Regions from separate parts of the Homo sapiens genome. Here all the other regions are linked to region 1. Evidence: chromatin loops called from intact Hi-C (ENCODE). Cell type or tissue: Caco-2. All regions are shown on one strand. Region 1 has its middle 66 kb from the start of SLC36A4. Region 2 has its middle 9.3 kb from the start of CEP295. Region 3 has its middle 28 kb from the start of SLC36A4.

Evidence for each region. Peaks named below come from ENCODE experiments on the same cell type or tissue, not always from the same donor. Only the 100,000 strongest peaks of a DNase experiment are listed, where the experiment ranks them.
Region 2: a loop joins it to region 1, with 7 times the contacts of the local background. A loop is called at or near these places in 2 of 110 quality-filtered maps.
Region 3: a loop joins it to region 1, with 16 times the contacts of the local background. A loop is called at or near these places in 4 of 110 quality-filtered maps.

Annotation. Positions count from the first base shown.
Region 1 is chr11:93,130,737-93,133,236 of GRCh38, forward strand. No RefSeq gene overlaps it. Among named protein-coding and RNA genes, the nearest start is that of SLC36A4, 66 kb to the right of the region's middle. RefSeq lists a silencer at 1,007-1,301. In Caco-2, no CTCF peak of the experiment used is centred here; a DNase peak (open chromatin) is centred at 1,173.
Region 2 is chr11:93,651,130-93,653,629 of GRCh38, forward strand. No RefSeq gene overlaps it. Among named protein-coding and RNA genes, the nearest start is that of CEP295, 9.3 kb to the right of the region's middle. In Caco-2, CTCF peaks have their summits at 1,107 (motif pointing left) and 1,309; DNase peaks (open chromatin) are centred at 1,136 and 1,432.
Region 3 is chr11:93,224,295-93,226,794 of GRCh38, forward strand. No RefSeq gene overlaps it. Among named protein-coding and RNA genes, the nearest start is that of SLC36A4, 28 kb to the left of the region's middle. In Caco-2, a CTCF peak has its summit at 1,552 (motif pointing left); no DNase peak of the experiment used is centred here.

The sequences.
Region 1 (2,500 bases):
CCCATCGCTACTAATTTCTCAAACTTCTTTACCAAAGATGCCTCTTAGGATGGCAGAGTGCAAATGTGGGTTCTCAGGATTCTATAGTATAACTTCAGCTGGAATCCTTAAACTCAAAAGTTTCTTTGAAGTATTAAAATTCACATGCTTTTTGGATCTTAAGCAATAGCATAATTGATTTTTAATATAAAATAATATTTCCTCTTTCTGGGCACACAGACTCTATTTCCCAGTCTCCCTTGGAATTAATAACATAGGGCCATGTGATTAGGCTCTAGGTAACCGGAAGTGGGTAGAAGTGATGTACCCTTCTTCTAGGCCTAGCCATAAGAGCTCATGCATGATTGCCTGTGCTTTTTCATCGTCTTCTATGCGGACCCCAGAGGCCACGTGTTCAGTATGGTAGTGACACAGGTGTAAAGAGCCAGGATCCCGCATCCCTATGTGGAGGCAAGGAGCTTGATAATACAGCACATTGTGACATAAGAAAAAAATAAACTTTTATTATGTTAAGCCACTAGGATTTTAGGGGTGGTTTGTTGCAGCAGCTATATTAATTGTCATGATTAATACACCATGAGAACAATTTTTTTCCTATCAGCCTTATTCATCAAGATGCAATTTCATTAATTAATTTTGAAAATGGGGCTGAATTGAAGAATGCTGAACAGACTTAGTGTCTAGGAAACTTCTCTCCTGTTTCTTGCTGTTGAAATATCTCCAGCCCCAGACTTACAAAAATATGTGGATACCAAAAATAGGGTTTTTTTTTCCATTTCTTTCTTTTTTCACAAATATCAATGAACTCTATCAGGGTAACCATTGAGAGAATATGCCCTGAATACCACGGGGGAAAATGCAATATTTTAAGTTTGGGTTGAAATTTTGGCAAGTGAATCTTCTTGTCAAAAATAAAAATTATTTGCATCCTTCTGCAGATTTAGAAGGTTTCTGACCTACTGCCCTTCTGTCTCAATATTAAAACATGACTGATGATGTAATTTATTTAACACCAATGTAATCATTTCTATTACTCACATATTAAGTCTCAAAAGATTAATCTTCCTCATATTTGTTTTCACCAAATGCAAATCCTAGGACATGTAACACTGCCACTCATGCACCTGTTCTCAACACATTTCCAGCGTCCCTAGACACAACCAGGAAAAACCATTTGAGGGCGATCTTTCACCACATTCAGGCATTGTGTAGCCTAGACAATTCCCAGACTCATTCATTCCACCAACAATCTCTCATCAGCACCAACCTCTCATATTTTTGTTATCCCCAAACCACTTAGTACTTGTTAAGTGGACTCTTGGACCATTAAGTGAACAGAAAGATATATGATATGTATTTAAATTATAAAAACTGAAGGTAATATTAAAGGTAAGAATAATTATTTCGTGTCAGTTGAAGATGGCTGATCTCACTGTTAACCTTTCACTAGGTTTTTGGCTCAATAATTGAAGCAGTAGGTTCTACATGCAGTATGTTTCTTTCCTGCCTCTTTATTGCTACTAAGTTAAATAATTCAAAATTACAATGATAGGTCATTAGGAATGTCAGCAAGTGATTGAGGGCTTCATCTGATAATTCTGTTATCAGAATGTTACCTCAGTCCAGCTCAAACATGGACAGGGAATGAATGGAGAGATTTATGAGTGAGTAGTACCTGGAAAACTCTTAAGTCCACAACGGAATCAAAACCTGGAAGTTTGGTTTTACTTGGGCTTAGTGACAAATTCCTAATCTACTCTCATTACATTCCACTCTGTAGAGCATGGGTCCCATGGCCCATTAGGAACAGGCCACACAGCAGAAGGTGAGCAGTTGGCAAGCGTTACCACCTGAGCTCCGCCTCATGTCAGATCAGCAGCAGCATTAGATTCTCATAGGAGCGGGGACCCTATCATGAACTGCACATGCAAGGGATGTAGGCTGTGCGCCTCTTACTAGATCTGATAATGCCTGATGATCTGAAGTAGAACAGTTTCACTCCAAAACCAACCCTCCGCCCTCATCTGTGGAAAAATCGTCTTCCACAAAACTGGTCCCTAGTGCCAGAAAGGTTGGGGACCACGCTGTAGAGCAATTCTTATGTTCTATTGTGGCATCTTGATGTATTTTTTAAGCATCCCCAAGATTTCATTGTTTTGTTTTCTCTAATGAGAAAGAAAATAATCAAATACTGGGGATAAGTTGAATTCCTAATGACTGAGGCATTTGTTCCACAGCTTGTTTTGTTTTGTTTTAATCCTGACCCTTTATCCTCTTCATTGGAAATTGGCAAAAGTTCATCCCCAAAGTGATAAGTTCTGGCTTGTCAAGATAATTAAGGCTATTGCTGAGATACACCACATTTGAAGTGATAGAAACGGTCCTTATTGGCATTATCAGTGTCATGGAGATATTTTCCCATCTGTGATTTTTCAGGTCCTAGGATGTTTCCCTCTGGCAACCAACATTTTTTTTCAGAGAGGAAAAAATGTATCTGTAG
Region 2 (2,500 bases), 520 kb after region 1:
CTCAGCCTCCCAAAGTGTTGGGATTACAGGTGTGAGCTACTATGCCCGGCCCAAAGAAGATTTTTTTTAACGAGATGGGCGTTATTATCTCATATCTGTTTGCTAAAGAAACAGTATAGCACAGAGAGGAAAAATGGCAAAGGAAAAACAGGGACAACTGTTTGATTAAGGGAGATAGGATGAGATCTAATAAATAAAAGAGAAGATACCTTGGAAAGAAGCAAACACAAAGAATTTATTACACAATTGTTTATAGTGGTAAAAAACCTGAAAATTAATAAAAAGTTTATCAGCAGGTACTGGGTAAGCAATTTAAGGGGTTTAAGTACAAAACAACAAAACATAATCATTAAAACTGTTAGTGAAGATTCTATATTTATTTACATGGTAATGCATGCACAATAAAAAGCAAAACGAAACAAAACAAAAACCAGCATAGTCAAGTCCTGACTAAAAATGATTAAAAGTGCTTTATCTACATAAGATTCGAAGATAGTTTCTGCTTTCTTCTTTATGATATTCCATATTATTTTTTACAATAGACACATATAATATGCTTAAAACTCTTTTCTCTCCTTAGAGCCACTGCCTAAGGCAGGCAGTGCCTCTCGCTGAAGCTCTGTTAGAGGCTTTGAATGGTGACTTAATATCAAGTCCTTTCAAGACTTCCTCCTTAACCTATCTACCACTCCCCACAAACAGCAATACAAATCCCAACTCTGCCACGTATTAGCTGCTTGCTTTCGAGCAATGTATTTAACCTTCACAAGCCTATTCCTTCACCCGTAAAATAATGATTTGAAAAATCTGCCTCAGAAGATTGCTGTGTGGGTCAAGGAAGACAATGTAGGTAAAGTGCCTAGCACAGTGCCTGGCACGTAACAGGTACTGAATACCAGGCTGTTGTTACCTGGGTGTGCTACCCTCGTGCACTAACACATTTCGAGAGGATGACAATGGGGGACCCTGCTCTTGCCAGTAGCAATGCTGCTGCCTTTGCTTTTTCCTATTTCTGGTGATGCTGTTCTCCTCTTGTCTGATGCAGGGGAATTTGTGAGAATAGGAAAAGAAAAAATTTCTGAGTCTTCTCACTCGCCCACAAATATTCCAAAATTTGGCTAATCCGCCCCCTAGTGGCAGACATTATAATTTCTGTCACTTTTTTTCCAACTGGAATTGCAAGAAAATACCCATAAAGGATTCATTTGAGATATTTGCCGCATCTCCTACTACCGGCCTTGTCACTACCATGTAAAGGCAGGACAGTGCCTAAACTGGCCCATTGCTTGCTTCCTTATGTTAAGGCTTTGAATGTCTTTCTTAAAATGCAAACATGCGCCTAGGAAGAGTAGTCTAACTGAATCCTTCAGCCTGAACTAGCTAGCCTGAAGGACGAGATGCAGAGTAGATGAGGGTCAGGAGAGGCCATGAGAGGCTAGCCATAAAGGTGAGTCATCAAGGGGGCCTGTGGCTATCTCAGGGGTGAGGAGCAGAAGGCACAGGTGCCAAAAATGCTTTCCCTGCTCCCTCAAAAATCATAAATGTTTATCTAGGAGTCATACCTTAGAACAGAGATGGATGTCATAAAACTAGAACATAGCTTTTTTTTTTTTTTTTTTTGAGACAGGGTCTCAAAAAGTTGCCGTGCAGTGGCGTGATCATGGCTCACTTCAGCATCTATCTCCTGGGCTCCAGTGATCCTCCCGTCTCAGCCTCTTGAGTAATTGGGACCACAGGCACATGCCACCACACCCAGCTAATTTTTTTTTTATTGTTAGTAGAGATAAGGTTTCACTATGTTGCCCAGGCGGGTCTCAAACTCCTGAGCTCAAGTGATCTGCCTGCCTTGGCTTCCCAAAGTGCTGGGATTACAGATGTGAGCCACTATGCCTGGCCTGGAACCTACCGTTCTTGAAGGAAAGGAATGCAAAATTTCCTAGCCCAAAAGGTGACTCTTTTTAACATGTTAGTATGCATTTGTGCTGGCAAAAAGACCCTTAGATTTTGAGTCAAAAGACCAGGGATTGAGTGCTCCTCTTGTGGTTGACAAGATGAGTAATAACAGGCAAGCTATTTAGCCTTTCTGAGCGTGAATTTTGTCATCTGTAGAATGGGCATGATGGTGGTAATTCTGCTCTCAGTGAAATGTGTATGGTTTTGTTTGTTATTTAGGTCTTCCTGAGATTGGCGTGCCGTGACTAGGGTTGAAGGTGAAAGAGGGACATTTACTGAAAAGGTACACACCTCTTCTGACCTGGGCCTGGCGGCTTGATGACATTAGATTGTGAAGCCCTTAGCTCTTTAATAAAGCTGAGGAGAGAATGTGCAGGATGCATAGATCCCTATCAGAGAGCTTGGGGAAAATCCCAAAAGTGAAATCCCAATAGTGAAGTCTTAGGAGCAAAGATGGGAGGGTAGAGAAAAAGAAAGTGGGGGAAAAGGCAGGGGCAGAATAGAAGCTTGAAACTTGCTAAGTATTACTGGAGATGAGATTTCAAAG
Region 3 (2,500 bases), 94 kb after region 1:
GTACGTATATATATACTTATATATACCTATATAAATATGTATATACATATATATACGTATATATATATACTTAAATAATGAGATATACTTATCTTTATTTTTTAACTTTCATCTGAGAACATATTTCAATAATAATAGTACACAACTTCCCCAGGCAACACCAGCCTGTGGGTGCAAATAAGGCCATCTTGTTATGAATTCCTAAGGTTTCCTGGCTTATTTTCCCACACGCCATGTGCCCCTAGTCCCTGAGCCTCATCAGGAGGTGTCACATGTGCTTAACTCACTCCGCAATCTGAGCTACTCCTAACTGCTCCCCCCATCAGCAGCCAGCATCCCTACCACTGTCCTGCAAGCATGGAATCCCCAGGCTGCTGAGGCTGAACATTACTGGAAACTGGTAACTATGAGAACCAGTGGTTTCCTATGGGGAACAGGTGTGGGAAGTAAAACTTACTTTTTAACTGTGTGCTCTGTTGCACCTTTGGAAATTTCATCTCATGCATTTATAGCATACTTTCAGAGATAGTAATAATTAAAAAGAAAAGAAAAGCAGTATGGGTAGCCGTAGAGGAGCCAGCTATGTAGCTCCCTGGTTTTTATGTTATATTCTGATTGAAGAAAACAAACTAAGCAGGGCTGCCTGTGAATTAGTGTGTTCCAGAAACAGCCCTGCCATTTTACTTCTCAGTCCTTTCTCTGCTTAGAACCAAGGCAAGCATTCAGGAGCCAGGGGCCAGGGGACAGAGTCAAATACCAGCAATGCCCCCATAATTCCCACTTCCTTCTGATGGTTAAAGGCTTTGTACCATGATGAGTCAAGCTCACTCTGCCTGGGGTCTCCGCCTTAGACCCTAAAAAAAAAGACTCCAATAGGTTACCGCAAACTCAACACAGTCCCAAGATGAATGAGCCACCAACATGGAACCCAATGAAGGGTTAGCATAGGTCTAAGAGGGGGAAAGTTATTTTTAAAAAAGATAAATGCTCTGAGAAATACCAATTATAACTGAAAATTGTTCATAAAACCCTGTAAAGGGCTCTTGACTAAATCATTAATATGCATAACCAAACTCCTCCTCTCCTGGGCAGGGTAGTTCAGCCACAAGCATGTATTTATGTAATTAGTGTTATGGTTACAGAAGTGGCCCAGGGAAGACTTAGTTCTTTATTAAAAGAGGGGACTTGTGGTCCCTGTGAAACCTCTGAGAGGTTGGGTAGTATCAAGAGCCATGCGCATTTATAAGAGTGCCTGGCACACAGCAAATGGTTAACACATATTAGCTTTTTAAATTATTGTTATAGTTGTTTCTATAAATTCAAGTGACTTAGAATGTCAAACACTAAAATTGGTTTTTTTAAAACTGGAGTTATTTATCTCAGAAGAGTAATGACAATATCTCGAGGCCATATGTCATAATTTTAGCAATAATTACTCTCTCCAGAATGGCAGGATCTGCTGCTTTTGGAAGATTCTCAAACACTATTTATTCAAGAAGAACAATGATTTAGATCATATTATGGGCTTTGCTGTCACCTAGTGGAAATTTGATTATTATAAACAATTCTCAATAACAAACTCATTCTGAGCTACCGAACCCCCAAGTTTCAGTGATTGCCAGCTGGCTTCCATTGGCTTGCATTCTACAGTTAATTATATTACCAAACCTCTGGTGACAGTCCATCTCTCTGTGGATGCACTTATTTTTAAATCCAAGACAGCAAATCCTGTGTGAGCTGCCTCATTAGAAGCCAGCAGTTGCAGAGAACATTCTTGGCAACTTCCAGATCTCCTGGTCACTGGAATATTGCCAGATCCTAAGAGCAGAGGGACAAACAAACAAACAAACAAACACCTCAAAAAAGCTACCTAATCGCAAGTCCCTTTCTAAAGTGTTTTCATATATTGTCCTACTTTATTACATGGAGTACATTTTTTTCATTTTAAAGATGAGGACATTGCTGCTCAGAAAGGATAACACAGTCAGGAAGTCAAGCAAAAAACAAGAAATTAAAGCTGTCTTCCCACTCCAAATTCAGAACTCTACCTAAGTCAATACCCTGCCTACCAGGATCCTGTGGTTGGCTCATCAGAAATATTAGGAAAGAGGCTAACAGTTTGGTTTCTTTTGAGACAGATCAAGACAGAAGACAAGGCCCTAGGGTTCATAGGCCACTGGGTGGGAAGATACATTCTTTCCCTACTCAGGTTAGTTCCACCACTCTACCCCTGATCTCCTGCCCTCTGGTTCCTCTGGGCTCTTGCTAATGTAACTATCCCCCTTTCCAATTCTCTAACCTCCCCCTCTCCATGGGCAAATCCCTTCCAGCTCTAAAGACCAAATCCAAAAATCTGCCTTCATCTATATTTCTCTCCTGCCCTTCCAAATAGGCTTATCCAAATACTCTTATCACATTTCACCTCCACAATTACTTTTTGTTTTTGTTTTTGTTTTTGAGACAGTGTCTAGCTCTGTTGCCCAGGCTGGAATGCAGTGGC